Linked DNA regions of Homo sapiens: region 1 is linked to region 2. A link is a loop called in an ENCODE intact Hi-C map of the cell type or tissue named here. Cell type or tissue: PC-9. All regions are shown on one strand. Each heading gives the region's core, and the rest is flanking DNA. Links, peaks and the distances in the headings are about the cores only.

Region 1 (16,368 bases), core at 4,051-12,050, 56 kb after region 2:
CATTTGACAAAATTCAACACCCCTTCATGATAAAAACTCTCAACAAACTAGGAACAGAAGTAAAATATCTCAGCATAATGAAGACCATCTATAAAAAGCCTACAGCTAACATCGCACTCAATAGTAAAAAACTAAAAGCTTTTCCTCTAAGATTAGGAATAAGGCAAGGATGCTTACTTTCACCTTTTCTATTGTAGGGGCCAAGGGAAAATTACTCTTTATCTTCAGATGGTTCACTGAAAAATCAACTGATAAAGGTGGATTAATTGGAGAAAAGGCATACAAATTTATTAACTTGTATATGGGAGAGAACCACAGCATAATTACCCCAATCACCCAGTAGGTTTCAGAACCTTATGTGCCATCTTGAGGTTACAGAAGGAATGGGGGTTGGATATCAGCAAAACAGATTATGGGAGGGGGAGAAGAGGAAGCCTGGCTAACAAAGGTGGTCCTGCTATGTAAGTGAAACCTCACAGGTAGTAGCCTTCAGAGAGAATGAATAATGAATGAATGTTTTCTTCAGATCTTTTTTTTTTTTTTTTTTTTTTTTTTTTTTTTTGCATGTGTGTGGAGACAGGGTCTTGCTCTATTGACCAGACTGGAGTTCAGTGGCACAACCATGGCTGTCTGCAGCCTTGAACTCCTCGTCCCAAGCAATCCTCCAGCCTCAGCCTCTCAAGTAGCTGGGACTACAGGTACACGCCGTCACACCTGGCTAACCGTTTTTTTTTGTTTTGTTTTTTGAGATGGAGTCTCACTAGATTGCCCATGCTGATTTTGAACTCCTGGACTCCAGTGATCCTCCTGCCTTGGCTTCCCAAAGTGCTTGGATTGGAGACATGAACCACTGCACCTGGACTTTCAGACCTTTAAATGTATTATACTCTCAGTTAATCTTTTGTAGATAGGACGAGGGAGAGCCCCAGAGAAAGCCTGGCAGCATCAATGAAGATTTCGTACAAATGCAAATCTCCCCTCCAAAGACAGCTTTGCAGGGCTACCTCTGTTTGCAGACTTGCTGAACAGCCACCTCAAAATATGTCAAGGAAGTATATTTGGGGATGAAATACTTTGATTTCCCTCACTCTTCAATGCAACATCGGAATTCCTATCCAGAGCAATTAGGCCAAAAAACAAACAAAAAGGTACTTAAATCACAAAGAAGTAAAATTGCTCCTATTTGCAGATGACATGATCTTACGTATAGAAAACCCTAAAGACTTCATAAAAATTTTCGTTGGAACTAATAAACATATTCAGTAAAGTTTCAGAATACAACATTAACATACAAATATCACTTGCACACACATTAACAATGAATATGAAATGGAAATTAGGAAAACATTCCCATTTACACTAGCACCAAAAAGAATAAAATACCTAGAAATAAACTTAACTAAGGAAGCAAAAATCTTGTATACCAAACACTACAAAGCATTGTTGAAAGAAATTAAACAAGACACAAGCAAATGGAAAGTCATCTGTGTGTTCATGGATTGGAAGACTTAATATTGTTAAAATGTGCATACTTTTTAAGACAATCTGCAGATTCAATGCAATTCCTAAAAAAAATTTCGTTAGTATTTTTTACCAAAATAGAAAAACAAAATTCTACTATGCAGCCACAAAAAAGAACAAGAACACATCTTTTGTAGGAACATAGATGGAACTGAAGGCTATTATCCTTAGCAAGCTAAAGCAGGAACAGAAAACCAAATACCACATGTTGTCACTTATAAGTGGGAGCTAAATGATAAGAACTTATGAACACAAAGAATAAAACAACAGACAGGTCTACTTGAGGGTGGAGGTTGGGGGGAGGGAGAGGAGCAGAAAAGATAGTTATTGGGTACTCTGCTTAATATCTGGGTGATGAAATAATCTTTACAACAAACCCCCATGGCACTTGTTTTCCTATGTAACATGTACCCCTGAACCTAAAAGTTAAAAAAAGAAAAAAATTCTAAAAATAATTTGGAACCACAAAAGACCAATAGCCAAATAAATCTTGAGAAAGAATGACAAGGCAGTCATCACACTCTCTGACATCAAAATATAGGACAAAGCTATAATAATTAAAACAGAATTGTCATGGATAGATATATAGAAAAATGAAACAGAATAGAGAGCCCAGAAAAAAATAACTATGCATATATGTTTAATTGATCTTCAATAAGGGTGCCAAGGATATACAGTTGGAAAAAGATCATCTCTTCAACAAATGGTGATAAGAAAACTAGATATCCACATGTAAAAGAATGAAATTGGCCCTTTATCTGACACCATACGCAAAAATCAACTCAGAATGGTTTAAATGATTGAATGTAAGACACAAACCTATAAAACGCCTAGAAGAAGACATTGGGGGAAAGTGCCATGACAATAGTCTTGGCAATGATTTTGTGGATATGACAGCAAAAGCAGAGGCAACGACAACAAAATAAACAAGTGGGACTACATCCAACTAATAAGCTTCTGCACAGCAAAGAACACAATCAAGAGTGAAAAGACAACATATAGAATAGTAGAAAATTCATATGATTTGGCTGTGTCCCCACCGAAATCTCACCGTGAATTGTAACTCCCACAATTCCCATGTTCCATGGCAGGAACCCAGTGGGAGGTGATTGAACTATGGGGGCAAGTCTTTCTTGAGCTGTTCTCGTGATAGTGAATCAGGCTCACGAGATCTGATGGTTTTAAAAAGGGGAGTTTCCCTGCACAAACTCTCTTCATTTGTCTGCTGCCATGTGAGATGTGCCTTTCACCTTCCACCATGATTGTGAAACCTCCCCAGCCATGTGGAACTCTGAGTTCAGTAAACCTCTTTCTTTTGTAAATTGCCCAGTCTTGGGTGTGCCTTTTTTTTTTTTTTTTTTTTGAGATGGAGTCTCGCTCTGTCACCCAGGCTGGAGTGCAGTGGCATGATCTCCACTCACTGCAAGCTCACCCAGGCTGGAGTGCAGTGGCGTGATCTCCACTCACTGCAAGCTCTGCCTCCTGAGTTCACGCCATTCTCCTGCCTCAGCCTCCTAAGTAGCTGGGACTACAGGCACCCACCACCATGCCCGGCTATTTTTTTTGTATTTTTAGTAGAGACAGGGCTTCACCATGTTAGCCAGGATGGTCTTGAACTCCCGACCTCAGGTGATCCACCCGCCTTGGCCTCCCAAAGTGCTGGGATTACAGGCGTGAGCCACTGCGCCCGGCCGGGTATGTCTTTATCAGCAGCGTGAAGACGGACTAATACAGTAAATTGGTAGCAGTAAAGTGGGGTGTTGCCAAAAAGATACCTGAAAATGTAGAAACAACCTTGTAACTAGGTAACAGGCAGAGGTTGGAACAGTTTGGAGGGCTCAGAAGAAGGCAGGAAAATGTGGGAAAGTTTAGAACTTCCTAGAGACTTGTTGAATGGCTTTGACAAAAATGCTGATAGTGATATGAACAATAAGGTTCAGGGTGAGGTGGTCTCAGATGGAAATTAGGAACTTGTTGGGAACTGGAGCAAAGGTGACTCTTGTTACGTTTTAGCAAAGAGACTGGTGGCATTTTGCTCCTGCCCTAGAGATTTGTGGAACTTTGAACTTGAGTGAGATGACTTAAGGTATCTGGTGGAAGAAATTTCTAAGCAGCAAAGCATTCAAGAGGTGACTTGGATGCTGTTAAAGGCATTCTAGTTTCAAAAAGGAAACAAAGCATAAAAGTTTGGAAAATTTGCAGCCTGACAATGCAGTAGAAAAGAAAATCCCATTTTCTGGGGGAGAAATTCAAGCTGGCTGCAGAAATTTGCATAAGTAATGAGGAGGCAAATGTTAATCACCAAGACAATGGGGAAAATGTCCCCAGGGCATGTCAAACACATCTGTGGCAGTCCCTCCCATGACAGGCCCTGAGACCTAGGAGGAAAAAGTGGTTTTGTGGGCCGGGCCCAGAATCTCCATGCTGTGTGCAGCTTAGGGACTTGGTGCCCTGTGTCCCAGCCGCTGCAGCTGCGGCTGAAAGGGGTCAATGTAGAGCTTGGGCTGTGACTTCAGAGTGTGCAAACCTCAAGTCTTGGCAGCTTCCACATAGTGTTGACCCTGTGAGTGCACAGAAGTCAAGAATTGAGGTTTGGGAACCTCTGCCTAGATTTCAGATGTATGGAAACATCTGGATGTCCAGGCAGAAGTTTGCTGTAGGGGCAGGATACTCATGGAGAACCTCTGCTAGTATGGTGCAAAAGGGAAATGTGGGGTGGGAGCCCCCACACAGAGTCCCTACTGGACCACCACCTAGTGGAGCTGTGAGAAGAAGGCCACCATCCTCCAGATCCCAGAGTGGTAGATCCACTGACAGCTTGCACTGTGTGCCTGGAAATGCCACAGACACTCAATGCCGGCCCATGAAGGCAGCTGGGAGGGAGGTTTTACCAGCAAAGCCACAGGGACGGAGCTGCCCCAGACCATGGGAACCCACCTCTTGCATCAGCGTGACTTGAATGTGAGACATGGAGTCAAAGGAGATCATTTAGGAGCTTTAAGATTTGACTGCCCTGCTGGATTTTGGACTTGCATGGGGCCTGTAGCCACTTTGTTTTGGCCAATTTCTCCCATTTGGAATGGCTGTATTTACCCAATGACTGTACCCCCATTGTAACTAGGAAGTAAGTAACCTGCTTTTGATTTTAGAGGCTTATAGGCAGAAGGGACTTTCCTTGTCTCAGATGAGACTTTGGACTGTGGACTTTTGAGTTAATGCTGAAATGAGTTGAGTCTTTGGGGGACTGTTGGGAAGAAATGATTGGTATTGAAATGTGAAGAAATGAGATTTGGGAGGGAACAGGGGAAGAATGATATGATTTGGCTTCGTGTCCCCACCCAAATCTTGTCTTGTAGCTCCCATAATTCCCACATTTTGTGGTGGGACCCTGTAGGAGATGACTGAATCATGGGGGCAGCTCTTTCCGGTGCTCTTCCTGTGATAGTGAATGGGTCTCATGAGATCTGATGATTTTAAAAATGGGAGTTTCTCTGTACAGGCTCTCTCTGTCTTTGCCTGCTGCCATCCATGTAAGATGTGACTTGCTCCTCCTTGCTTTCCACTATGATTGTGAGGCCTCCCCAGCCATGTGGAACTGTAAGTCCAATAAACTTTTTTATTTGTTAAATTGCCCAATCTTGGGTATGTCTTTATCGGCAGCATGATGGACTAATACAGTAAATATTTGTAAACCAAACATTTGATAAAGGGGCTCCTATACCTCAATAGTAAAAAACCAAATAACCTGATTAAAAAATAGCTGAAGGACTTGAATAGATATTTCTCCAAAGAAGACTTACAAGCAACCAACCCATACATGAAAAAGTGCTTAAAGTAACTAATCATCAGAGAAATGCAAGTCAAAACTACAATGAGATATCACCTCACACCTCTCAGGATGGTTATTATCAAAAAACCAAAAGACCACAAGTGTTGGCAAGGATGTGAAAAAGTTGGAACACTTTCACCCTGTTGGTAGGAATGCAAAATAGTGCAGCCACTATGGAAAACTGCATGAAGGCTCTTAAAAAAATAGAACTGCCATTTAATTTAGCAATCCCAATTCTGAGTATTTATCAAAACAGTTAAAACAAGGATCTCAAAGTGATATTGATGCCCCAATGTTCACTATAGCACTTTTCACAATAGCTAAGATGTGGAAACAACTTAAATGTTCATGGATAGATGAATGAAGGATATGTGTTATATACATTGGATATGATACTATTCAGCTTTCAAAAAGAAGGATATTGTGCAATATGTAACAACATGGATTAACCTTGAGGACATTATGCTTAGTGAAATAAGCTAGTAACAGAAAGACAAATGTTACATGATTCTACTTATAGGAGATATTTAAAATAGTCAAATTCATAGGATCAGAGTAGAATGATGATTCCCAGACTCTGGAGTAGAATGATGATTCCCAGACTCTGGGGGAGGAGGAAATGGAGAGTTACTGATCATTGGGCATAAAGTTTCAGTTAAGCAAGATAAATAAGCTCTGGAGAGCTGCTGTATAACATTGCATCTATAGTTAACAATAAGGCACTGTATACTTGCCATTTGTTAAGGGGGTACATCTCATGTTCTATTCTTACCACAATAAAATGTAGTGAAAAACAAAAACAAAAAAGCCCTAAAAGACACCAAAGAATGGACAGATAAGCCACAGGATGAGAAAAGATATTTGCAATACATATATCCAACGAAGGACTTTCACACAATATACAAAGATCTTCTACAGATCAATACACAAAAACAGACAACAACTTTACAAAAGAGGGAATGGTTCAAGTGGCCAATAAATATATTAAAAGATCCTCATATTTATTAGTTATGAAGAAAATTATAACAACAGTGACATAGCAACACAGCCATTAGAATAGCTAAAATTATAAAGAAACTCAAAATACCAATTTTTGGAAGTTGTGGAGCAGATGAAACTTTTACACATTGTTGGTGGGAATGTTAATACAACGTTTTGGAAGACTGGCATTACCTAGTAAAAATGAGCAATTATGTTTCTTAATGATTCAGCAATTTTATCTCTAGGTATACATATTCAAGTGTGTGGCCACCCATTAGATGTTAAGAATGTTCAGCTGGGCATGATGGCTCACACCTGTAATCCCAGCACTTTGGGAGGCAGAGGAGGGAAAATCTCCTGAGCCCAGGAGGTTGTGGTGAGCCGTGATTGCACCATTGCATGCCAGCCTTGGTGACTGAGTGAGACTCCGTCTCAAAAAAACAGCAAAACAAAATAATGTTTGTAGCAGTAGTATTCATAATATTCCTAAATGGAATATTCCTCAAATGTTCATAAATAATAGAATGGATACATAAATTGTAATACACTCACCCAGTAGAATCCTATATAGCAATGGGAATGAGCAAGTTACTATTAGGCACAAAAACATGAATGGATCTCATAAATTATTGAGCTGAAGAAATCAGATGCCAAAGAATACATACTATGTGACTCCATTTATATGTTGTTCAAAAACATGCAAAATTTAAACTTTAGCAATAGAAGGAAGAACAGTGGTTACCTGGAGGTAAGGGGTGGGTGCGTAATGACTTGGAGAGAGCACGGAGGAGATTTCTGGGGCGCTAGCATACTCGATGTCCAGATATGGTGGTAACACAAGCATGTTCACTTTGGGGTTGGCTGACCTGAGCTTGAATCCTGGCTCTTGGGGAGTATGACCCCAACTTACGTAACCTCTCCAGGACTCAGTTTCTTTATTTGCAAAGTTCAGATAGTGAAACCCAGAAAGATTAATGACACGACAACAGGTAAAGCTCCTAGCCCAGGCCCTGGCATGAGCTGGGGCTCTGCAGTTATTCATTTCTTTCCCCTCACTCTGTGGTTATAAATGCACTGCCTGACCTAGTTAAACAAGATACCACCCCTTGTCCCCTCTTCCTCCTCTACCATCCACACACATCAGTGAGGCCTTCTTTTTATTTTTTATTTATTTTTATTTTTATTTTTTTTTAGATGAAGTCTCACTGTGTTGCTGTTGCCCAGGCTGGAGGGCAGGGGCCCGATTTCAGATCACTGGCTAACTGTAACCTCCACCTTCCTGGTTCAAGTGATTCTTGTGCCCCAGCCTCCCAAGAAGCTGGGATTACAGGCGCATGCCACCATGCCCAGCTAATTTTTGTATTTTTAGTAGAGATGGGGTTTTACCATGTTGGCTGGTCTTGAACCCCTGACCTCAGGTGATCCATCTGCCTGGGCCCCACAAAGTTCTGGGATTACAGTTGTGAGCCACTGCACCCAGGCAGTGAGGCATTCTTTATGAAATGATTTATCTTTTATGAAAGGGTAGAGGCAAGGGCAGCCATCTATGCAATAGGGACTCTGTCTATGGCTATTCAGCAGAGTAAAGATATGTAACTGGCCTAGATGCCAAATCTATAGGCTTGGCTTTCTCAGGCTGGGCTGCAGGCTGTATGTATAGTATGTATTCCTCAAATGTAAGGATCTTTCCTAGTTCCAACTCTCTTCATGGGGAGGGCATGGCCTCTCACATGCAGATAGATGCCTGTCACTTGATTCATTCAGTCTCTTAGAATAAAGGATGAGGCAATGGCGTGGAGGGTATCCCAAGCTTTGGCAGAATCCCAATTCTCAGGATTAACTTTTACCTCCCTGACCTCTCCCTGCAATTCCTTTTGGATCGGGTGTCCTTAGCTTCCTGTCCTAAACTGTTGGAGGGTGGTTGCCGGGCAGCTGTGAAACATCTGCCACCACATTCCACCTTCATTGGAGAGGTGGGCAAAGTGATATATGTGTGAATTTTCCAAATATTGTGTGTGTGTGTGTGTGCACTTGTATAAAATTTCATTTTTAAGGCCCTTCACAGAGTCTCAGGGATGAAAGCATGGAGTTGGTGCTATCATTATTACCGTGAGGCCCTCGTATTGCTTTGGCATATATAATGTTTCCCAGGCATATAACATTTTTCATTTAAAGAGGCAGCCTAGAGCACATTCCAACTTCAAAGATTTTCCTTTCTGGATGGTGGTTTTCTGCCCTAAGTCCTTGGGAAAATGTTGCCACATTTTTTTTTCTTTTTCTTTTTCTTTTTTAACCCAAGTGATTGACTTCCTTGAAAGGAGGAGATAGAGCTCTTGTAAAGATTTAATTTTTATGAGTTCTCTAATTCTCTCCGGGAAAAAACAGATTACTCCTCAAAGTTACTCTATGGGGTGTAGAGCCCCAGTGGCAAGGCAGAGGCCGGCCCATGGGTGTGACTTCCTGTTTGGTGCCGGTGGTGCACTGCAGGCTGTGGAGCTCAGGGTCAGAGGGAAGAATGCAGTCTCTGGCAGAGCCGGCTTCAATTCCGGTTCCATTTCTTCTCAGCTATGTGTCCTTGGGCTTTTAACCTCATCCTCAAAAACAGAAACACCATCTCTGCTCTGAAGGACTAAATAAGATAGTGTACATAGGTGGTTTTCAACTGGGATGATTTTGCCTCCTCCCACCATGGGGTACTGGGCAATGCCTGGAGACATTTTTGGTAGTCAGGATTGGAAGTGGGGTTTGCTACTGGCATCTAGTGGGTAGAGGCAAGGGATGCTGCCAACATGCTACAGTGCCCAGGACAGCCCTGCAACAAGTAATTAATCAGCCCAGAATGCCAACAGTGCGAGGCAGGGAAACCCTGGTGTACATGGCCACTTGGGGCAGAGCTGTCCTTTAGTGGATCTTCCCTTCCTTTCTTTTTTCCTTTGGTCTGTAATTTCTTCCCCAATCATTTTCCCCATGGAGGACCTTCTTGGAATTTTTGATGTTTTTTTTTTTCCAGTGAGTTCACCCCCTGCTTCTCTGCTGTGGTTATTTTAGATCTCTTCACTCCCATCAGAACTCACACCCACAACCCCTTCCCTCTCACTCTTAGCAGATGACAAACTTAGAGGGAAAATTGACATTTCCAGAGAATTCATTCATTTTTTCTGCTCCCAAGCCCACTGACCTACTTCATCTGTACCTTTGAGGCAGACATGGCTATTTCTAACCCAGAGTTGCCCCTTTCTTCTTTCTCACTGAAGCACTGATTCTGTTCGTGTGCTGGGTGGGAACTGGGCCCAGCCTTGGTCTGTGCGTGACTGTTAAGTCCCAATTTTACATAATGAGATGTGTCAAGAAGTCTTGTGAAGTGCTTCTGAAAAATGTTTTTCTTTCTTCTAAGAGAAAAGTGCATGAAGAGAATTATGCCCTTTACGGACACATGGTTCCTGGTTATGAATGGGGTATGTAAGGATGTGATGCTTAGAGCTGCTGCAGCCATCCTGCAACCATGAGGCAAAGGTGAAACAAATTACAGAGCTGTTGATTCTGAGCCCTGCCAACATTGAACAGTTTAATTAAGGGTAGCAAAAAGCTACTGTTTGACTTTCAAATGTCCAAGCTACTTTCCAAGTTACAATCCCAGAGGGTGTACTGTTACCTGAACCCGACAGAGTTTCTAACATATACAGCATCTTCTTTCATTCTTGTCCCAGTGAAATACCTCCTGGATCCAATCTCCATCCATCTCCTCAGAGATTTGCCTCTACTATTATTATTATTTCCTCCCTCTCTTCTACATCTTTAAAACTTTTCGTTTCTTGTATTGGCTTTTTCTTAGATGTATTAAGACATGATCAAATCTCTCCCATATTACACAACAAACAAAAAGCATCATTCCCAAAACTCAGCCTATAGGTATTTCTTTCCAGGTACTTTCCTATCTTTCATCTTAATGTTTACAGTAAGTGCCTCCTAAGCTTTGCCTGCACTTGCTGTCTCCTCCTTCCTACCTCCTACATTCTCCTCCTTCATCTTGACAATCTGGATTCCACTCCTACCACTCCACTGAAACTTGCCAAGGTCACTGAGACTTCCACTTTGGACTATCCAATAAGTACTTCTCAAGTCAGATATCATCATAGCAAAATCAATTTACCCCACCCTGTTGATATCCTCTTTTTCCTTGGCTTCTGTAACACTGCTCTCTCTGTGGGGTTCCCTCCCATCTCTCTAGCTAATTTCCAGGCTCTTGTAATGACACATCCTCTTCTGCCCTGTTAGAGGGGCTTTGCTGGCTGTCCTCTCTTCCTTGTTGCCCCTGCTCTCTGTAGAACGTCATCAGCAGCCCAGCAAACATTCATTATCTGGGGGCTGACATAATGCCAAACTTCTGTCTCCAATCCAAAATTTCCTGGTTTGGAGTCCACGTACTCATCTGTTCTTAGACAACTCCACTTGGATATCTCTCAGGAACCCCGATCTTGATATATCCAAAGCTAAACTCAAGATCTTTCTCCAAAACCTCATATTAGTCAATGGTCCCACCATTTACCTAGCTGCCTCAGCCAGACACCTGGGGGCCACCATTGACTGCCTCCTCACCCTACCTTTAACTCCGATCTCTCATGAGCACTTTGAGTAATATTCTGCTTTCTGTAGTGTCCAATGCTCTCTACCTTTCTTTATTTCCTGCAACTCTCTCCTTACTTGTCTCCCTGGCTATCTTGCCCTGCTCCACCCAAATCTGCTACTGAAATGCAAATCTGACCATGTGTGTCACTCTCCCACTTGAAACCTTATGGTGATTATTACCATGTGGGTCAGACTCATGATCATGGCTTATGAGGCTGTCTTCTGGTCACTTCTTTCCCTCACTCTCTGGGGGAGCGCAGGCCTGAGATGCAAGCCTTCCTACAAAGCTCAAATCCCATCTCCTCTTCCCCACCCCACCAACCTGGATGACTCTACTTGCTTCTGAAAGCTGAGATGTCACTGGCCTCTAACAAGTCTCTCTACACCCACCTGTCTGAATGAGGAGCCACTCCCATGTCCCAACTCTCCCTCGTGTCTCAGAGCACTGAGCTGAATTCACATCATTTCTTTAAGCATCTGTATCCCTGTTAAACTGTCAGCTCCATGACATGTCCCAACTCTCCCTCGTGTCTCAGAGCACTGAGCTGAATTCACATCATTTCTTTAAGCATCTGTATCCCTGTTAAACTGTCAGCTCCATGAGGGCAGACCTTGTGTCTGACTTGTTCCCCATTTGTATATGCTCCCTGAATATTTGTGGAGTGACAAGAATAACAGGATGAATGAACAATTATGGATATGTCAAGTGTGCTCCCTTGCACCGCCAGACGACCTCTCCCTCTGGCTCCTTCGGACTTCTCTCTTTCTGTGCCCCATTTCCAGCCCAGCACCTTCTACAGTCCACGTGCATTTTCTGCCCACCTTTGCATACATAATCTCATTACATTTCTTTTTATCCTTACACATGACACATATGGGGTGGCATTTTTATTTCCATTGCAGAGATAAAGTTTAGTGAGGTGAAGTAAACTGCCAGAGGTCACGTGGCTGAGAAGCTAGCATTCAAATGTTTTGTTCTTTGGTGTCCGTGCTTCTTCTACCACAAGAATCTTGTATGAACATTTTATAGAGGCGTTTCATTTACAGTATTGTTTTGATGTTCATGTAAATGTGTTTGTATGTTGCTAAGAAGAGTGTTGAGATATGGTCCAGGTCTTTTTTTAACTCATAGGTTCTTAGGAAATAGTTGTAGGTGGATTGGCTGATAATTCCAATTTAGAGCTGGGTGCAGTTTCTGGGTGGGAAGGGCGGGAAAGACGAGTGTTCTTCAGGGCTGATTTCAGGACTCCTCTCTTCCTCTCTGCTAGAGGACAAGTTCATCTTTAACTTCAAACTCTATTTCTGGCACAAATGGGAGCACAGAAATGTTAATTCTCTTCCTTCTGCCCCTCAATAACTTTTCTGAAATCTCTCTAAGAACCCTTCCTGGCACCTGATTTCATGGAGTTTGCACGGCCTTGACGCCTAGCTTCCAACTTTGTGTTTCTGAATGTTCTATCATGATTAGGTGCTTCATAAATGGAGCCCTAGGGATGTTAAACACAGCAAGTGGTAGCCCTGTCAGCATCCCAGGGATCTTGGGAGAAACTCTCCTTGTATTTAGATTCTACAAGGTCCCCTTGAGAAATTTGACACTATTCTGTCATCACTGTCTTTTAAGAAAAGGTTGGCCAGGCGTGGTGGCTCACGCCTGTAATCCCAGCACTTTGGGAGGACGAGGCTGGTGGATCATGAGGTCAGGAGATCGAGACCATCCTGGCTAACACGGTGAAACCCTGTCTCTATTAAAAAATACAAAAAAATTAGCTGGGTGTGGTGGTGGGTGCCTGTAGTCCCAGCTACTCGGGAGGCTGAGGCAGGAGAATGGTGTGAACCCGGGAGGTGGAGCTTGAAGTGAGCCGAGATCGCACCACTGCACTCCAGCCTGGGCGACAGAGCGAGACTCCGTCTCAAAAAAAAAAAAAGTGTGTTCCTCATTTATTTGTTTATTTACTCACCAAATAAGTATATGTTTTTGAAAACTAGTGGTAGGCTTTGCATGAGCAATGAAGAATACAGATCACAGAGAGACAATTACAATAACTGGAGAAATTCTGGGGGCGAGGTGTTAGGAAAGGCTGTCTGGAAGAAGTGCTGAGCTCACCGAGGGCTCAAAGATAAGGACGTACTCTGTGGGGGCAGTGTGGGTGGCACCATGGCAGGCACTGGAAAGGGGTGCACGAGAAAACCAAGCCTTGGTCTCTGCCTTTCAGAAACTCAAAATTAAGTTAAAAGGCAAAGTTAAGTCAAAATTGAATTAAAAACCACGTCCTATGAGATGGTTAAGAAACAATGTCAAGTGTTCGCTATTCAGTGTCCAAATGGATGAAATAGATTTTAAAAGCTAAAGAATTCCCACAGTGTTCAGGATGAGGGTCTCATCATCTAAAAGCTTCCCTTTTAAATATATTTATTCCTCCTCCTGAGGAAGTGAGTTCCCCATTACTAGAGGTATTCAAGCAGGTCTGGAGGGCCACTTATTAATAAGGTTGGGTGGTCAGGAGAGCAGGCAGAATCATAAACAAGACAGAACAGTGTTTCCTAAGTTGGTAGTTTTTTTTTCCTAAAATTTCTATATGAACTTCAATGGCCAAATACCTTTCTCACGATTGTTGCTATGCCATAACTCCAACGGTGTTGTTATTTATACACTGTTTTAATTAAATAGATAGATTTAAAAGGGAAGCTGGTGCAGATCTATGTCTATGATATAACCTCTAATATTTAAGTGAAAATAGTAAGTTGTAAAAAAGTGTGATGGATCCCATCATTTGTGTGAAAAGTTGCATTTATATTCATATATACTTGTTAGTGAATGAACTATTGCTAGAAAGTACAAAACAAGCTGATAACATTGGTTGCCACTGGGGCGGGATGCTGACAGACTAGGGCACATACATGTTATTTATTGAAAAAATAGAATGAAAATCATTTAAAAAATCAGTATCAATTCCACACCTATTTTGTAAATTTGCATGTATGCCATATGTCCCGAAAAGAAGGCTTGAGTAGTAAACACCTGCCTTTCTTTATTTTCCTGTATTCTCCAAAATTTCTACAGGGAACATGTACATGATTTTTAATTTAAAAATTGCATTAAATGATACTATCAGATAATAGAGAATAAAGCAGTCAGGGTTAAGAGGTGGGAGGAGGCAGCAAGAGCTATACACAGCTTAGAGAGCAGGGATGGGGAAAACACTAAGGCTGGGATGAGGGAAGATATCTGGGGTTTGTGATCTGGAAGGGAGGTTTGACCTGATGGAGAAAGGTTGGACCAGCGATCAGGAGGAAAGAATCCCAGGGGGATCGGAGATTGACTTAGATTCCTCCAGTGAGGGGATGAGAGCTTGGGAAGGGCTTTGGCTAGAGGAGTCCTGGAGACTGAGAGCAGGTTCATACCTGAGCAAAGGGAACCAGCAAGCTGGAGGAGGCCCAGGGTGTAGAACCAAGATGGAGCCAAGCTGGTGGTGATGAGTGCCAAAGGGTTATCTGGGCCACCGAGTTGCACAATCCTGGGAGGCACCTTCTACTTGCAATTGTACATACAACTGAATGGGGGAACATGGCTACCATGGCTGGGACCCGGGAGGGGTGCTGGGTGGGTTGAGGGAAGGCAGGCTCAGTTGGGGGACTACCAGAGGTGAGAGTTGAGAAAAGGCAGGATGGAGGTAGAGGATTAGGAAGGGCTCTACACTGGGATGAGCTGCAGTCTAGGAGATGTAGGGGCAGGCGGCTAGTCAGGGAAGATCTGGTTTGGGCAATCTTGTGTCCCAACTGCAGTAGGTTAGGTGGGCTGCCTTCCTGATGTGGAACATGACCATGGTGTGCCTGCAGGCAAACTCTTAGCAAATGAAGTCGGGGTGTTATCTGAGAATTGCTTAATCATCTCCATTCCAGTGGGGGCAGGCAAGTCACGCCTTAGGAAATGTTGGCTGGGGTTAAGGTAGGACTAGATAGCCTCATTGGTCATACAGCACCAGTAGATGCAGGATTCTAAGCAGCTGAGAAGCCCTAACTTGCTGGAGTGGTTGAGGTAGAGGGAGGGCTCATGGTTTCTGGGGAGAGGGCCCATGGTTTCTGGAGGCAGAGGTGACAAAAGTGAAAGAGAGCTATGGAAGGGAGGGTAACCTCTAAAAATTGATGCATTGAATCCATGCATGATGTTCTCATAGGAAGGGTGGTGGGCAGCAGGGAGGAAGCAAACATAGTCATCATTTTCCTTGACCTCATGGTCATTCAACGGGTCCTGCTAGGTGGAATTTAATATAATCAACTTGGCCTTCCACCTTGTCCCATACTAATGAAAATTCCAGTTCATATAAAGCATTTCTCCAAGACAGCCTTATTGGTCTTCTTGGAAAGGAATATCAGGCCTCTTAGAAACCTTAAATTTAAGATTATAAAAACATTCTTTTCCATAGTTCTGAAACTCTACCACTGTATTTATTTCTCTCTTTGTTTAGGAATCCATCAGAGACATGTATTTCCTTCCCCTTTCAGACTAGGCAAGAAGGAGACACGCTTTTCTTTTCCCTAATTTCCCTTAGAAGAAAATGACATTTGCCTATACAGTTCTATTTTTTTTCTTTTGGTTTTTAATTATAAAAAGCTTCTAGTAGCTGATTTATTATATAGGGAACAAATTGTGTCTTTGAGACCCACTGCTCTGTAATTACTTGAGTTAGCACTGCAGATATCTACACAGGGGCCAGCAGTCAATTTTGACTCAGAGTAGATAATACACGGACTGCTATTAAGTTTAATGTAGATTAATGTGAGTTGCTTCCCTTTGCACGTATGTGTGCAGGTACCAATAATTAAGATTAATTTCTGCTAGGTAGAATGGCCTTCGTTGTGCACAGTGCCAGAAAATGCTTCTTTAATAGCTGCTAATTGGATATATTTGCTTTGATGGTGAAATCCTGATTAGTCTTGTTACCCTGAAAACTCCCCTCCTTGCTCCTTCTCCCCACCCCCACCTACTGTTTAGGGGAAGAATAGATTGACAGTCTTCTTCCCCTAAAGCAGAGTCAGAGCTTTGGAGGTGATGAGCTCTTTTGCACTCTTCTATGTAAAGCCATGTTGTGCAGTCCATTTTCCAGCAAATCAGTCATAGCTGCTTCTACTTACTGAGAGCCGACTACATGCTCGCTGCTTTATTTTCATGTTCATTCTGAACAACACCACTGTGGGGTGGAAATCACCACTCTGTTTGTTCAAATGAAGATATTGAGTTTCAGCAATGTTAAGGCAGTTGTTCAAGGCCACAAGCTGGGAAATGATAGAATGGAAATTTCAGTCCAACCACTTTCTGGTAAATACATCAGAATTTTAAAAATTGCCAAGATGAGCCATTATCTTATCGGCACTGTTCTTTTTCATTTTCCTGTTTTTCTGCAGGTCTCAGA
Region 2 (16,368 bases), core at 3,529-11,528:
AACATGAAACTCATTTAATACCAAATTCCACTCTTTACATGAGTGTTTATTTCATAGGGAAATCAGAGCTCTAAACCTTTTCTTTGAACTTTAAGTATAATGACAGCATAACAATAAGAAAAGCTTTTCCAGAAGCATACCCATATGAACTGTAGGTTTCTTTTTAAATCAAGCCTTAACAAGGAAGGACCTTGAGGGAGTTGCCCACAATAGTCCTGAGATTCTGAGAAATAAGCAAGCTGGGTGTTTAGGATACTTGCTTGGTAGGGGTGGGGAAATGGTGAAAAAGAGTGTTAAAGGAAGTGGGAAATGGCTTCGTTGCAATTTCTTTTTTGGATTTCTCTATACGTGCAGCATGGTCAGTTTGGTGATACGTGTTCTCCCAAACCTCCCCCGCCTTCCCCAGTAGCTGGTTATAGAGCCAAGATGTGGCCTTTGGGACATAGATAATGCCCTTTTAATGACACTTGAAATTAATTCCTTTAGTGTAATCCTCTAGCAAAGAGATGAGAAAACTGAATTTGTAAAGCTTAATTTTACCCAGAGATTTTGGTGTAGAAAAGGGCCATACATTTGTGAATAGATGCTTAAGTAGGTGATGAAAATAAAATATCATTTGAGCAAACTGTCCTATACCAGAAAGTCTCAGGCACCAAAATAGCTTGGCAGGTTGTAAGATAATGTTCACTTCAAGGCTTTATCCTCAACAAATTAAAACTAGAACAGTTGACATAATAGAAAGGGATACTGTGTCCTTGGTACTCTTGTTTCTGAACTGCATTATTATAAAATGTGTCTGTCAGTAAATCATAGAGAGAATGTGGTACCCTGTTAAATAGCTGTCAACTCTTCTATTTTCAAGTTCCTGTACGATTCTCAAGTAATTCTAAACCTGTTGGAGAAGTAATATTGGTTTCCTTTTTTGCAAAAGTGTGTTCCTTTAGTGATACTTGTGTTCTGAGGCTTCCAGTTACATTTTTAGCAAAGAAAGCATTTCTTAAATAATGGGTAAAGCCTTATAATTGGGAATGTATGTAGACTGTTCTTTTTGTTTTGTTTTGTTTTTTGTTTTGGAGGGGTTACAGTTGGTAGGATCTATTGATTAATGTCTTTTGTGTATCTGGTATTGGGTAAATACTGGAGACAGTTTTAATCCCACCTAGCTTCATACATTGTACTAAGAGACTGAATGTACTTGAGTAGAAGCAATTAATTCCCTTCTCAACAGAGGCATCTCTTATTTAGAAAAATGAACAGATGATATTATTTGGTTACAACTTTTAAGATGACTTCTTAACACTGATCTCAGAAAGTGGATTTCGATAACAACATACAGTTGTCTCTCACACTGGCTGCACTATCCATTGGACTGTGGTGGACTTTTGATAGATCTAGAAGTGGTTTTGGCCTTGGAGTAGGAATTGCCTTCTTGGCAACTGTGGTCACTCAACTGCTAGTATATAATGGTGTTTACCAGTAAGTATTAATCCTTCAATTTTTGGTGCTTGTTTGCTAGATAAATAAATGATAACCGCTTTCAGAATTGAGATTATGAAATGAGGTTAGCCAGTTTAATCTACAGAGTAGTTTATTTTCATTGTAATTATCTTAAGTGTCATTGCAGTTCCTCTGTGGGTATTAAAGACATGTCTGTTATTCTAGATATACATCTCCAGATTTCCTCTATGTTCGTTCTTGGTTACCATGTATATTTTTTGCTGGAGGCATAACAATGGGAAACATTGGTCGACAACTGGCAATGGTAAGCTGATGCTCACTTTTCTGAATAAGATGTGGAACAAATGACAAGTTTTCTCTAAAAGGCAGTCCTTTAAGGGAAAGCAATTTGTGAAGACAACATTCTTTGATTGCTTTTTTGCACTTCCATTGAAATAAATCATTTGGAAGAATTTAATCACAGGTGTTTTAAAAGTTGAGGAGCCACTGGAGAGAAAAACTCAAAATGTGTTATGGATAGGGCAATATGATTTATTGACCATATGGGGGATATTAGTGGTTTTTAAAAAACTAATCTACAGGTCTCCCACTATATCAGAAAAGGACAGTTTTAAAAGTTAAAAAGGTCACTACTAATAAGTGTGTTGCTACAATAGGTATACATTAGGACCACCTCTAACAAATCAAGATGTTTGATCATTTTAGTGATGAAGGAAAAGGAAAAGGCTAGGGAGTGACATTCAGAGGCCACAGCAGTTTTATGAATCAGTGCTGTCACTTTTACCTTTTTAGCCAGGTTAGGAGAATTGAGTGACTTACTTTGCTGTATTTTTGGTAAAATAGCCAACCAATTATCTTACCCTGTTGGTTTCCTTTATTTTGAATTGTGGGTGTACATTTTTATAGCTGTACTTTAAAAATGTTGTTTTGACTGGAAGCTTTTGTTAATGTAACAGATTTTTTCCTTTATATCATATAGCAATTTGAAAATACAGTGATCTGAGTTCACCACAACAGCCCTATCCTTAAGTTCATGAACTATTCTTTGCTAATTTGCCTTATTGAATACTCAAAGAAACCTGCTTTGCTTCCTTTCGACATTAAAAGATTGATCTAAATTCTAAATCATATACTGCCACTACTTGCTTGTAATGCAGAAATCTCATCTTTCTCTTGCTTTTGGCTGTGGCTTTTTCACTTCCAGAATGTGAATTATTTTTTTCCCTGTCACATTTGTCATTTAATCATAGTAATTATGTAACTCTTGGATTATTTGAGGAATAAATGGGCACATAGTAATAAAATGTTCATTTTTAGAGCTTTTCAGTTTATTTGGAAGTTGCTATTCAAAAGAAGTCTTAATCTGTTAACCTTTTAACCTTTTAATTTTTGCAGTACGAATGTAAAGTTATCGCAGAAAAATCTCATCAGGAATGAAGAAGGCAAAAAATATCTTTTGTACAGAAAAGCAAGATGAAAAGGATGTGAAATGGTAGATATACCAACAAAACTTCAGACTGTAAAATTGCCAGGATGCAGTTTTCCCCTTGATTGGCGTGTGTGTATATATGGATAAATATATATATACACACACACATATTACTGCAATCTGTGATTGCTTCATCTGTAAATCAGTTGTAAACCTTTACATATTTGACTTAAATAACTGTAAGATATATATGTACTACATTAAAAAGTGTTGATTAATAGATGAAATTTTTAAATTAATTTTTTAAAACATGCCATACATTGTATCACAATGTTAATGTGCCAAGATATTGTTCCTGTCATGCAGAGTATAAGAATGCTTTGAACAATTTGTAGACTTAGTGAAATAAAATAAGAGGAAAGCCAAAAACAAACAAACAAAAAGCATATGGGGAGCTGGTATTTTCTCTTTAGCTTACTGTTGTGCCTTTTTATTTTTCTAATCACAGCAGTATGAGTTATGAGTGCCCTAATTTGTGGTTAGTTTCTAATTTAATGTTGTTTCATAGAGTTTGGAGTGTTTTGATACAGGGTGAAAATGAACTTCTGGTTTCAAACCTGCGTTACTGGAGACAGCCCAAAGAGTAATTTTCTGTTTTGACAGGTTTTACTGGAAGTATATGTGATGAGCAGAAGAGGTTATCAGCATTAAATTGTTTTGGTTCTAAATTTGGAACAGTATATATAATTAAAAGTAAGGAACATTAGAGGATTTAATTAGAATAAATACATGTTTTGGAAATACAGTGACCTCTTGCAGTGTCACAAAAGTGCAAAGTGATATTAGCTGTCATCTGCAATACAGAATCTCATTGCTTTTGCACATGGAGCATATAGGAAACTCCAAACAGATCACAATGAGGTTTCTAAATCTGTTGGGTTCTGTCTTCTATTGGGTTCTGTGAAGCAAACCACTGTAGCTTTAGCTGGGTTCAGTCATATGACTCGTTGGTGGAATGCCTAGGTTTTTCATCTTACATGCAGTCTTGGGGGTGGATGAATACATAATTTCTCATGTATTCGTGTATCCATTAGTGAATAGTTCAAGTCTGTTTAAGAGTGTATTGAGATGGCATTCTCTGCATGTTAAAGATCTTAATGGCAACCAGCACCTCTTAAGTATGGTTTAAACATATTCTTAGCTAATTTTTTCCATTAGTTTTTGAAATTGGTGGCAGTTGTCTGATCCACAAGGGCAAGATCTTCTGAGTACTCTGGGGTGTGAGTATGTGTGCACACGTGTGTGTTGGAGTGAGTGAGAGAATGTGTCTGTGCATGTGGCCATGCTTTCCTAGAATGTCAAGTAGATATTTTTACACTTTGAGTTTTAAAGCAATTACTATCAGACTGAGATCTTGTATGCCAAACTTTAATCTGCTTTTATGTTTTCAGGCTGAAGGTGTGAAAATCCTAAGAGGATTTCATATTGAATATGTGTACACAATCTTAACTATCGTGGTGGAAAACATACTACTATAATTTATTATTATATCTTCCAGATAATGTTATTCATTTAGAACAAATAAGGTATATTTTTTAGAATCAACTTTGTAAGCACTATAAAATCTTTAATAAGTTATAAGGTCTATGATGTGTTTACTTTAAAAATTGCTGTTAAAAGCAACACGTATTAAATATGTAATTATCATCTGGGTTAAGAGTCTGTTTTTCTTCTTTGTGGTAAGTCTTAGAATATGGTACTGTGGATTAATCTAATGAAATTAACATATGTGGTTGAAGTTACCAAGAAACGATGAAAAGAAACTAAATATAGTTGACCCTTGAACAACAGGAGTTAGGGGCACCACTCCCCAACATAGTTGAAAATCCATGTATAACTTTTGACTCCTCCAAAACTTAACTACTAATAGCCTACTCTTGATGGGAAGCCTTACCAATAAGAAACAGTTGATGAACACATATTGTGTATGGTATATGTATTATATACTGTTTTCTTACAATAGTGTAAGCTAAGGAAAAGAAAATGTGTTTACTCTTCATTCAGTGGAAGTGGACCATCCTAAAAGTCTTCACTCATGCTATCTTCATGCTGAGTAGTAGGCTGAGGAGGAGGAGGAGGAGGGGTTGGTCTTGCTGTTGCGGGGGTGGAAGAAGATGTGCATTATTAGTGGGCCCACACAGCTGAAAACCATGCTGTTCAAGGGTCAACTGTGTGTGGTATCGGTGAGACTGAATGATTATCGTTGGTGTTCTTAAATTATTTTCAGGTCCTCTAGAAAATAAGATAATTATAGCAAAAAATAAAATTGTTTTGAAATTTTGATAAATATATAAATGTATAGAACCTATTTTTTTCAATGAAAGAAAATGGGAAACATTTTTTAACATTGCTAGATTGGCAGTGCTTTCTTTTATTATTTCAAGTTATGGAAATTTGCACAGTTGAAAACTGGGGATAAATTCTACAAAAGTGCAAGAAAACAATTCAAATTAGCCAGAGCCCTGCTAAAACTTTTAATGTAAAATTTATTTATTTGCACTGAGCTGTTTTACCTTCTTTAAGGCCATTGGGACCTCTCAATGATGCATATGTTTCATACATCTTGTATTTTCCAGGTAGAAGTCAGACTTGGTTAATACCAATAAATACTTCTGTAATCCTATTGGCTCAGTTACCTTTATAATGAAGTATATTCTGTGTAAGGTAATTCTTCCAGTGATGGTCTGAGTAGTAGAGTCTTAGCTTTGTGTGTCTGAAAAGGTCTGTTTCATTCTGAAGAATAATTTAGCAGGCTGTAGGATTCTATGTTCATAGTTTTTTTCCCTCCCTCAGCACTTTGAAGATTTTTAACTCATTGTCTTCTGTCACCTAATGTTACAGATAAGTCTGCCATTACCGTAATTTTCTTTCCTTTGTAGATAATCTATCTTTTCACTCTAGGATATTTGCATGATTTTCTCTCTATCCTCTAACATTTTTCAGCTTCATTATGATTTGACTAGTTGTAGATTTGTTATTTTTTTTTTTTGCTTGGTATTTGGTATGTACTTTCAATCTGTGGGCTCATGTTTTCAATTCTGGAAAATTCTTAAATGTGCCTGCATATTGGAATCACATGGGGACCTATAGAAAATTCTGGTGTCTGGGTTCCACCCCCAGAGACTCTGATACAATTAGTTTGGGGTATGCCCTGAGCATTAGGATTTTTAAAAGTTCCCCAGGTGATTCTGATGTGCAACCCAGGTTGCCACTCACTGGTGTAGTTATGCATAAAATAAGGGGTAGCGTCCAGGTGAGAGAGATGAGATGGGTAGTAACATTGGAAATGAAGAATGAGGGGCACATTTTGGAATAAAATCACCTGAACTTGGTGACTTGGGTGTGAAGGTTAAAGATGAGGAAGAGTCAATGGTAAGTTCATTTTTTTATCTTGAGAAACTAGATGGATGATATTTCCATAAACCAAAAGAGAATGTAGAGAAGCAGGTGAAGGGGTAAAGTTAACAAGTTTGGTTTGATATGTTGAGGTTGAGTTATGTAGGGCACATCTGATAAAGGTATCATAAACACTTGGATATTTGAGTCTGGGATGTAGGATGTAAATGTGGAGTCATCAGCATGTGACCGTAATAAATGATGCCTTAGGAGTGGATGAAATCACATAGGGAGCATGTTATGGTGAAAAGAGAAGAACGATCAAGAGTAGGAGGAAAGCTCACACCTGTCATCCCAGCACTTTGGGAGGCTGAGGCAGGTGGATCATGAGGTCAAGAGATCGAGACCATCCTGGCCAACATTGTGAAACCGTGTCTCTACTAAAAATACAAAAATTAGCTGGGTGTGGTGGCAGGCACCTGTAGTCCCAGCTACTCGGGAGGCTGAGGCAGGAGAATCACTTGAACCCGGGAGACAGAGGTTTCAGTGAGCCGAGATCGTGCCACTGCACTCCAGCCTGGAGACAGAGTGAGACTTAGTCTCAAAAATAAATAAATAAATAAATAAATAAAAATTAAAAAAAAAGAGTAAGAGGAAAACCAGAAGAGTGATGGGATGAAACCAGGGTAGGAGGAAGTTTCAGGCAGAGTAACTGGTACAATGAAGTACAATTGGAAGGATGAATTAATCTTGATGATAAAGGAGAAGGTGTTGTTTTACATTGAAAATGTTTTTCTAACTGCTGTCTCTTAACATATAAAATATCTCCCTGTATACTAATAAAATAGCTCACAAAATAAAGAAAAGCCTGATTATATACTGAGTCTTTTATTGGGAGTGAGGGGATCTGGGGCAACTAGGGAACTTTGAAAGAATGATGGATGTTTGGACAATATCTATGAAGAATGGACATAGTAACTGACTAAAGATGAAGAAAGACTTGCCAGACAGTTTTGAGGCCATCAAGGATCCATGTGAGGATAGAGGTCAGATATTTGCAGTAGAGCCAATTGACATTGTTAACGCCATGTCTTAGTGGGCTCAGCAGCCCAGGAGTGTAGACTTGTCATGATGAAATACATTGATTGTAGCTGAGAATTCACTGGTAGGCATGGCACAAGGATATGTGAAAAATGAATAGAGACTCCCAGTGAAATATCTGCAGACGTTTTCATGGGATCCAGGCAAATTGGGAAAGGAAGTTGAATCAGCAGTGCTGACCTGATGGCATGAGGAAATAGGATGAAGTCAAATGACTGCAAGTGTTGAGATTAAAAATCCAGTTTAAGGGTAAGGTTGGTAGGTTTGGGGTTTGTAATCAGAGAGGAATGTAGTGGATCATTTCCAGATCTTGATAAAGTCCAAGGAGTGTTCTAAACAACTGTATTTACATAGTTCACTGAAGTGAGTAGAAATGAACAGCAGCGGAGTAGAGGTCCAATGCGTGGGTGAACAGATTTTGATGTTGGTATTGATGTTACCTGGAGTGATCTCAAAGGTCAGGTGGGAAGGAAGGGTGTCATCTATACTCTTTTTGACCATTTGAGCAGGTACTTATCTCAGTGCCTTGACTGTATTGGGATTTTAATTAGAATCCCTTTCCCCCCTCTTTTATTTATTTATTTTTATTTTTATTTATTTTTTTCGAGACAAGGTCTTACTCTGTCACCCAGGCTGGAGTGCAGTGGCACGATCTCGGCTCACTGCAACCTCCACCTCCCGGGTTCAAGCAATTCTCCTGCCTCAGCCCCCCCAGTAGCCGGGATTACAGGCACTCACCACCACGCCCGGCTAAGTTTTGTATTTTTAGTAGAGACGGAGTTTTACCATGTTGGCTAGGCTGGTCTTGAACTCCTGACCTCAGGTGATCCACCCGCCTCAGCCTCCCAAAGTGCTGGAATTACAGGCTTGAGTATTTATTTATTTTTTAGATATTTATCATCCTAGGTGTTCTGAGATTTTACTACAATATGTTTAGGAGTGAGTCTTTTTCTGTTAATCATGTTCAGTCAGATATATCTTTTGAATTCTGGGAAATTTACTTCTATATTTGCTGTTAGTGTTCCTTTTTTCACTTTCTCTTTTCTTTTCTTCTAAAAGTCCTCTATTCTAGACATATTTGACCTTCTGTTTCTGTTTTTTTATATAGCCCTTAGCTTTTCTTTGTTGTGTTACCTTCTAGAAGAATTACATAACTGTTGTTCCAGCTCAGCGAGTTGCTCTTCAGCTGTATCCATCCATTCAGCCCATCAGTTGAGTTTTTAATTTTATTGATAGCAATTTTAATTTCTAAGATTACTGTACTTTGAAATGGAAGTATATTGCCCTTCTTGTATTTTTTCTAAGGACATTAATTGCTCTTCTAAAGTTCGAAGCACTTCTAAAGAGCCATTGCAGGGAAGGGTGGGATGAGCCTGCCACCAGCTGATCTCCAGATGTGAGTGCCCCTGGTTTGCCTTGGGCACATCGCCATGCTTCTTGAGACTGTCCACACTTAACACTTACATCATGGGGTAGATACCATGCTGTCTCTGCCTGGTCAAAGGTTGGCAAGTAGGAGAAGTGTAGAAGGGTTGGCCAGACTGGCTGCTTTCACAGAAGCCTGGTTGAACCCATAAGGTCAGTTGCCCTTGGCATTTCCAGCTCCCAGCATCAGCTACCTCTGAGCTTAGGATGCCCCTAGTTTCATATTTAGCAAGTCCTCTCCTTGAGTATTTCAAGCTGTGGTTTCCCTCCATCCAGCTACTCACTCTTGCTTTCAGGGATTCCTTGTAGTTTCTAGTTCACAGAATGTACTTATTTTGCAGTATAGTTGTGGATTCCTTTTCTTTTTAAAAATCTCTTTTCTTTTTGTTATTTCTGTGGATTTAGGGTAGGTGGAAGAAGCTGCAGCATGCCTGCCCAGCTGACCTGATTCAGCTTTCCCCACCACTTTTTGATACCACAAAATCATGCTATCTCCCTGGTCATTTGTCTTTACCTTTCAAAAACTCGGTTTAATTAGGAGCTGAGATAAATAGGTTAAGTCAGTGGTTTCTTACTGGGCCTCAATAAAAATTGGGATGTAGAGGGGTTTTTTCTTCCTTGAAATACATATAGTTCATTCAGTTCATTGTGCCAGCAAGTATACTGGCATCTGCTCTTTTATGCCTCCCTTCTTTTTATCACTGATCAGATCTGTGAAACCTGTCATCTTTGTGATTTACAAGATAGACTTTTCCAGGCTATGTCAACTGTTCTGAAGACAATGTTGTTAAGTATCAGATTTGGCAGATCAGATAGATAATGATGTGCCTTGGAAAGACTGGGCTATTGATGAGCCTCGTGTCAAAACTGATTGCCATATATGGGCGATTTTTCCTTTTCACTGTTTCCCTGGTTTCAGTTTCTGTGAGGATTTTCTTGAACAAGGGCAGTTTTAATTCCAAATCAAAATTGTGCTCTAGTAACTGTGTCCTCTGCTGCTTTCACATGGCAGCATTTATGGCTGCTAATCATTCTGTGGCCTCCCCGAAGGTGGGCTTTAAAAGTAATGGGCACTTGGAAAACATATTGCCATTTAAAAACAATCATTTTTGATTGCCATTCCGAAAACCATAAATCCATCTACTGCTACTGTGCTTCCATGAGACTGTTTCATTTGCAAGATTTGCTTCTCTTTTAGAAACGCTTTTTGAGGAAACTTGCACAGAATGTGATCATGGACCAATTCATTGTGATGAGCAGTTGAGTAGACAAAGCAAAGAAATAACTCAAGTGCTGAAACTGTTTGTTTCAGAAGAAAAGTTTCTAAAATGCATTCACTGGGAATTTCTGCCATTGGATCAAACTCATTTCTATTCCCTTTATAGTCATCACATGTCACTCCTAGATCTTTTGGGAATGTCTGCTCCACCAAAGTATGACAGTGGCAGTTCTGTTTTGAAACGATTCTTTCTGCTTATATTAATAAAAAAGCTTGAGATTTTCTAGCAGGACATTACAGAGAGGCAGAGTGCTGGCCCATCACCTCAGGATCAGCTGGATGCACCTGGGGTGCATAGTCTCACACCCTGGGCTTGAGAAGCTTGCAGACTGACAAATTTAAGATGAAACTTAAAAGATGTTTATAAAGACAAATCTCTGTGGAATTTTCAAAGTCCCAGATCCTAGTGCATATCAAGATCCTGTCTGTCCTTGAGAAGGCACGTCAGGGCATGTTGAAGCGTGTCTTCCCAGAATGTGTGTAAAATTCATACTAGAGTTGAGTTTGGTTCAGCTTTTTTCCCCAGAAAGAATAAGTTAGTGATCCTTAAATATTGTTTGGTAATCTGATTTTGAAATGGCAGCTTGTTTTCATTGATTTGTAACTTGGCTTTACAATAACCGGGTTTATTTCCCACTTACGTGACATGTACAGTCTGGTTTGTGGGAGACTGTGCCCCACTGCAGACAGGCAGCCTCACTCGCTTGCCAAGGCAGGGGAAGAATGGGCATGGGTTCTCAAACTCACTCTTCTCTGCTTGGGCCTAGAAGGAATGTACTGCACTTCTGCTCCACACATTGGCCAGAACTAATCCTGTGGCCCTAACTGCAAGGGGGCTGGGATGTGTAACCCCTCCTCCAAAGGGAGAGGAGAACCAAATATTGGTGATCCCTGGTAATGTCTGCCACAGTTGTAAAACGTTTTGCGGTGCTCTGTTCACAATAGAATACTTTACTCCCTTAGTGATTGATAGTGAACATGACTATAAGAAAATAGTTTTTGGTGGCAAAGTTTAAAACAAAATTATGGTCTTTACCTAAAGTGTAAACTTTGTGTCTAAGTCTTGGAGTGGTGAGAAAGAAGGAAGGGATTCACTTTCATCTTTTCCTCTCGCCTAGAAGGAGAAATGTGTGGGAGGGAATGAACCAGGTGTCTTCCTGGTGCCTCCTGGGAATGTCCCCAGCACACGTCTGTGGGTATTGACGCCATTTTACGGCTGCCAACATCCACATTTTTCTGGGTGGCACAGCAGAGTTTCAAACCCTGGTTTGACTTCACTCCAATGACCAAAGACTTTCCTCATCACCACAGACCTGTCTGCTGTCCCTGAAAGTCCCTTCGCTGACGCTCCTGCCTCATGTTGCATATGCATTTCTGACGGAATTCCAATGCCGTCGCTTAGAATAAGTGACTTGGCATTGTGGGCATTGCTGATAGGAATGCAATCTTAGCTTTTTAGTAGAAAAGTGTAAGACTTTGTAGACGTATTCATGTTGAATGTGTTCCTCCACTCTGGAGTCTGAGTTTGTTTAGAAAGTTAATAAAAAGCATTTCTAGAAAGCCTGGGAATGACCTTGACTTGGACCTCAAGCCCCTTTCCATAGCAGATGTTCTGTCCTGCTGCAGCTTCCAGAGACCCAGACCCATGTGGAAATCTGACAGATAGGAAAGAGATAGGTTTTTTTTTTTTTTTTTTTTTTGAGAGATGGAGTCTTCCTCTGACACCCAGGCTGGAGTGCAGTGGTGCAGTGGTGTGATCATGGCTCACTACAGCCTCAACCTTCAGCCAGGGCAAGCAGTCCTCCCACCTCAGTCTCCCTAGTAGCTGGGACCTCAGGTGCGTGCCTGGCTAATTTTGTTTACTTTTGTTTACTTTTTGTAGAGACTGGGTCTCAGTATGTTGCCCAGGCTGGTCTCAAACTCCTGAGGTCAAGCAATCCTCCTACCTCAGCTTCCCAAAGTGCTGAGATTTCAGGAGTGAGCCACTGCACCCAGCTGAAAAGAGACAGTCTTCACAGGTTTTGACTTCTCACCTTGTTTAAAGGTTTAGTGTGAGAGAAGTCTGTATGAATGATTGTGCTGGAGTCATTTTTGATGTGACCCATACTATATAAGTGGCTAGCTTTGTGGGAGCCATGTGCCTGGGCTGTATTGATGGTACATTTTGTAAGAGGAAGAGCAGCATGTTGACACTGATCAGGAAAGCTCTGAAAGGTGTGGGCATAGGTACCGATGGGGTTCAAAGGAAGGAGCAGACCCAGCTGGAGGAGGCCAAGGCCTTTCTCCTTGGATGGTATGGACAGGAAACCCACGTGGACAGATTCGTGCATGTTCTCTCAAGAACCGAAAGTCTGGTCTGGTGGTAGTAAAGTCGCAGGTAGAGGAAGTGGGTGGAAGGGAGGACTTCTAAAACATAGGGATTGGCTTCTCTTTGAGGATTTAAATGGCTCCTGTACTCATGTTTCTTCTCAGGCAGGATCTACAGCTGTCCATGGGGGTTCCTTTTAGGAGGCCTGCAAGTAAGACTGCCACACCCACCACAGTTCCTGGTGTTCCCTTTATTAAAAAGCATCATTGCCAGGCTCTTATGTAAAAAGAAGGCCGGGCGCGTTGGCTCACGCCTGTAATCCCAGCACTTTGGGAGGCCGAGGCAGGCGGATCACCTGAGGTCGGGAATTTGAGACCAGCCTGACCAACATGGAGAAACCCTGTTTGTACTGAAAATACAAAATTAGCCAGGCATGGTGGCACATGCCTGTAATTCCAGCTACTCGGAAGGCTGAGGCAGGAGAATCACTTGAACCTGGGAGGCGAAGGTTGCGGTGAGCCAAGATCACGCCATTGCACTGCAGCCTGGGCAAAAAGAGTGAAACTGCGTCTCAAAAAAGAAAAAGAAAAAGAACATTCTGAGTCTGATCAAGGTGTGTGATCTTGGGTTGTGGTGGAGAGAGCCAGGGAAGAGTCAGCTGTGGGAGAGAGAGAACGCAGGCTTTAACTCTGGGTGAGTTACTCGCAGACTGGGACGCTGGGCATGTTCCTCATGCTTTCTAAACTTCAGGTTGCTACCTGTAAGATGGAGACACAATACCACTTTTGTCTGAGGGCTGTTAACATTAACTGTGATAACATTTCAAAGGCTTAGCTCATAAGGGCTTTCCAGTGAAGTATTGGTTCCTTTCCCTCTCTCCTCATTCACTTCAAAGCATGAGTGTGGAGCCAGCACATTGGCATTTACTTTGGATTAGGTTGCTTCCCTAATGTTTCTGTCAAAATGAGAGGAAGCATAGTACACGAATCACTGTGCTTGCTGACACCTTGCCACAGCTCCACTCATCGGTTAGTTAACAGGGAGCAAATTCTTAAGGACATAGGACAGAAACTGGCTGGTTGTTATTATACTGATTAATTGATTGATTGACGGCAGGGATGAGGGTTTGGCCAGTTCCGGCAGGGGCTGCTTCCATGGAGGGAAGCTTAGGTAGGGTGCCGCAGGATGGCATGAGTCTGCTGGAGAGCGAGGAAAGGAGATGGGAGGTAGGAGATAGATTTTGTCAGCATCTTATTTTCACCTAGGGATGATGGCTCTGTCCTCATACTTTATAGTGTCACCACCGTGAGAGTGCAGTCTCCTGAGGGAGGAGTTACATTTTAATTAGCCACAAGGTACCTGATTTCTGATGTATCAGTCCTTTTCTCTAGGCCTCATTGTTTCGGATTATTTTTGCCCATGTCCTCCACTTGCCTACTCCTTTCATTTGTATCAGAAGGAAACCACCAAGCAGCCTGGAAATCCTGTTACCAGACCTCAGGATATTAATTGTCAAGTTCTCCCCCACGGTTACACAAGTGCTGAAAAAGTGGTTCTCTTTCAGTAGTGTCTTGTCAAAATGCCAGGCACAGTTTGTTTTTGACGTTTGCTGCTATTGTTAAATAATAGTCTTGCTTCTGTCATAGCTAATGTTGACTTGAAGGCATTTGGAGGGCATTTCTCAACTCCAGCCTTAACAGCAAGACCTGGGTCTTGACATATTTTTCTTGCTTGCCCAGGGCAACTGAGTATAAGGGTTGCAACCTTTGCTTTTCTAAGCTCCAAGAAAATTTCAGCTGGGTATGCACCACCTTAAGCCATAGATCCAGTCGTATTCACACATGCACACACAGACATAAACCCACAGACACAAAGACACACACACACAGACAAGTTGAAGTTCTTGAAGTTTTGCCATCCTAGGAATCACATTTAAATAACTTAAACAGTATCCCATATTAGGACTCCTCAAATCCAGCTGTTCTGCCTTGGTAAACCTCTATCAGAATGTCATACTTAATTACACATCTGTTTAAAAATCAACATGCATTTTTATTGTTTCTGTATTTGCAATGGAGCAAGCCCCTGAACGCTGCTCATCTAGCTGCATGCATGGCGTACCATCTGTCAGAGAGAAGCTGGGTTCTTCATGCACAGCGCTTTCTTGTGTTGCTATGTCCATTAGAAATTTCATTTCTGCTCCCTTTCCCACTTTTATGTGAAGGCATCTTTTGAGTTTTTCCTCTCAAGCCTTACAGGCGACATGTAGAGACCTTCTTCTAATGGGATCGTTATTTCTGAAATGTTCACCATTTATGAGGTAATGGAGAGGGGGGCAAGAAAAAAATGGGCAGAGTGAGTGAGAACTGCTCAAGAATTCTGTGGAACTGCGTAGGCGTTGGCATTATTTGTATGTGAAGAGGCCAAGAAATGCACAGTTGGTTTCAAAATAAATACCAAAGGAATGGTTAATTACACAAGTCTGTTTTGCATTTCTAGAAAAATAGAAATATGTCAGTCATTCGGATTTCCAATAACTAAGGCAACATGGGTTTGGAGGCTTATTTATATATGGAGTTGCAGATTGTAGACCTAATGGTGTGTTCTGCTACATACTTTTCCGTGAGTATCTCTATGTCCCTAAATTCAATTTCACTTTCTACCTTTGAGAATAATTTTTAGAGATTTCCAAAATTACAAAATGTGAGCATATGAATTATTCTGTCATCACCTCTTACATCTCTCAATTTTTAGAGATTTCCCAAATTACAAAATCTGAGCATGAATTGTACTACCATCACTTCTTTTTCTTTCATGAGGTAATATTATTTGAGAGACTAATTTTAGATGTCAACAGTTTGTCTTCCTCCGAGAGGAGTTTGGGTTTCTTTACGATAAACATGCAATTATCCCATGATGACTCGTATATATTAAACAGCCATTTAACTGACATATAAGACTCAGAAGAATGGTAAAGTTGGAAGAGGCACTAAAATTCATTTAGAACAGCCCAATCTTGTCATTTTACAAACGCAGAAGCAAAGCCACAAATTGATTACGTTTGTCCCGAGTTCTACAACCAGTCAGTGGCAGAATCAGACATTTCAGTAGCTTTAGCGTGATGTTACATTTCAATTTATGAAAGATGGAAATTTAATTTTATAATTATGCAAGGTTTACAGCAACATAGCATGTATGTTGACAACTGGTAGGAAATGGACATTTATGAATTATGAATGTTTCTATTATGAAGGGCAATTATTACCTTAAGTAGTAGCTGGTAATGAACACTGAATGCCTACTATGTGCTTTACATACACCACCTCATTTCAAGTCCCCAATAAAGCCATAAAGTTGATATTACAATCTATAAAGTATAAGGTCAGTACTTCATATGTGAAGAAACAGAGGCTTAGAGAGATTATACACAACCTGCTAAGGCCACACAGCTAGTATGTACAGCTGGGCATAGAGCCAGGCCCTTGTTCTTTTTCCCAGGATGCAATCTGCACTGCCTGTGGGTGTCAACACAGAAAGTTGGTGGAATCTGGTTTATTCCTATACAATGTTAGATGTGGAACTTAAACATATATGTGGAAGTTATGCTCTTGCCCTTTCTAAACAAGTGTAAGTTTTAATTGAGGCAAGGAACAACTTCACTAGTATAATTCTTGGCAAAGAAAGGAGTTCTGAGCCTGAGATTTACTATTTTGTGGTGCAGTAAGTTGGATGTCTTGAAACAAGAGGTTTGGAGAAAGATTATTTGCGTCATGACTTATTAAAGTGGAAATATTTATAAATCAAAGAATTGGGTTATATGGTCTCATAATGAAGAAGCAGAATGTAAGGTACACCTTACCAGATGCAATTTAATTTATGACTTACATTTGAACCTCTAAGTCATTAAATATAGTCTTCAATTTTAAGACCGAGGTTGGCATGTCCAGAAGAGAATAACTATGAAATGCACAC

Evidence for each region. Hi-C counts contacts between places; a loop is a spot of excess contacts. Peaks named below come from ENCODE experiments on the same cell type or tissue, not always from the same donor. Only the 100,000 strongest peaks of a DNase experiment are listed, where the experiment ranks them.
Region 1: it touches region 2 in a loop (5-fold over the local background); 5 of 110 quality-filtered maps call a loop at or near these places.

The regions. Positions count from the first base shown.
Region 1 is chr2:118,160,675-118,177,042 of GRCh38, forward strand. No RefSeq gene overlaps it. Among named protein-coding and RNA genes, the nearest start is that of THORLNC, 18 kb to the right of the region's middle. RefSeq lists an enhancer at 8,765-8,814. In PC-9, for the core only: no CTCF peak of the experiment used is centred there; DNase peaks (open chromatin) are centred at 8,117 and 8,839.
Region 2 is chr2:118,105,428-118,121,795 of GRCh38, forward strand. It overlaps INSIG2 (insulin induced gene 2), which reads left to right. Exons shown (of 6, transcript NM_016133.4): 4 at 1,310-1,476; 5 at 1,663-1,762; 6 at 2,854-5,570. The coding sequence ends at 2,895. Among named protein-coding and RNA genes, the nearest start is that of INSIG2, 25 kb to the left of the region's middle. RefSeq lists an enhancer at 10,322-11,521. In PC-9, for the core only: no CTCF peak of the experiment used is centred there; a DNase peak (open chromatin) is centred at 7,644; H3K4me3 peaks cover 851 bases; H3K27ac peaks cover 4,971 bases.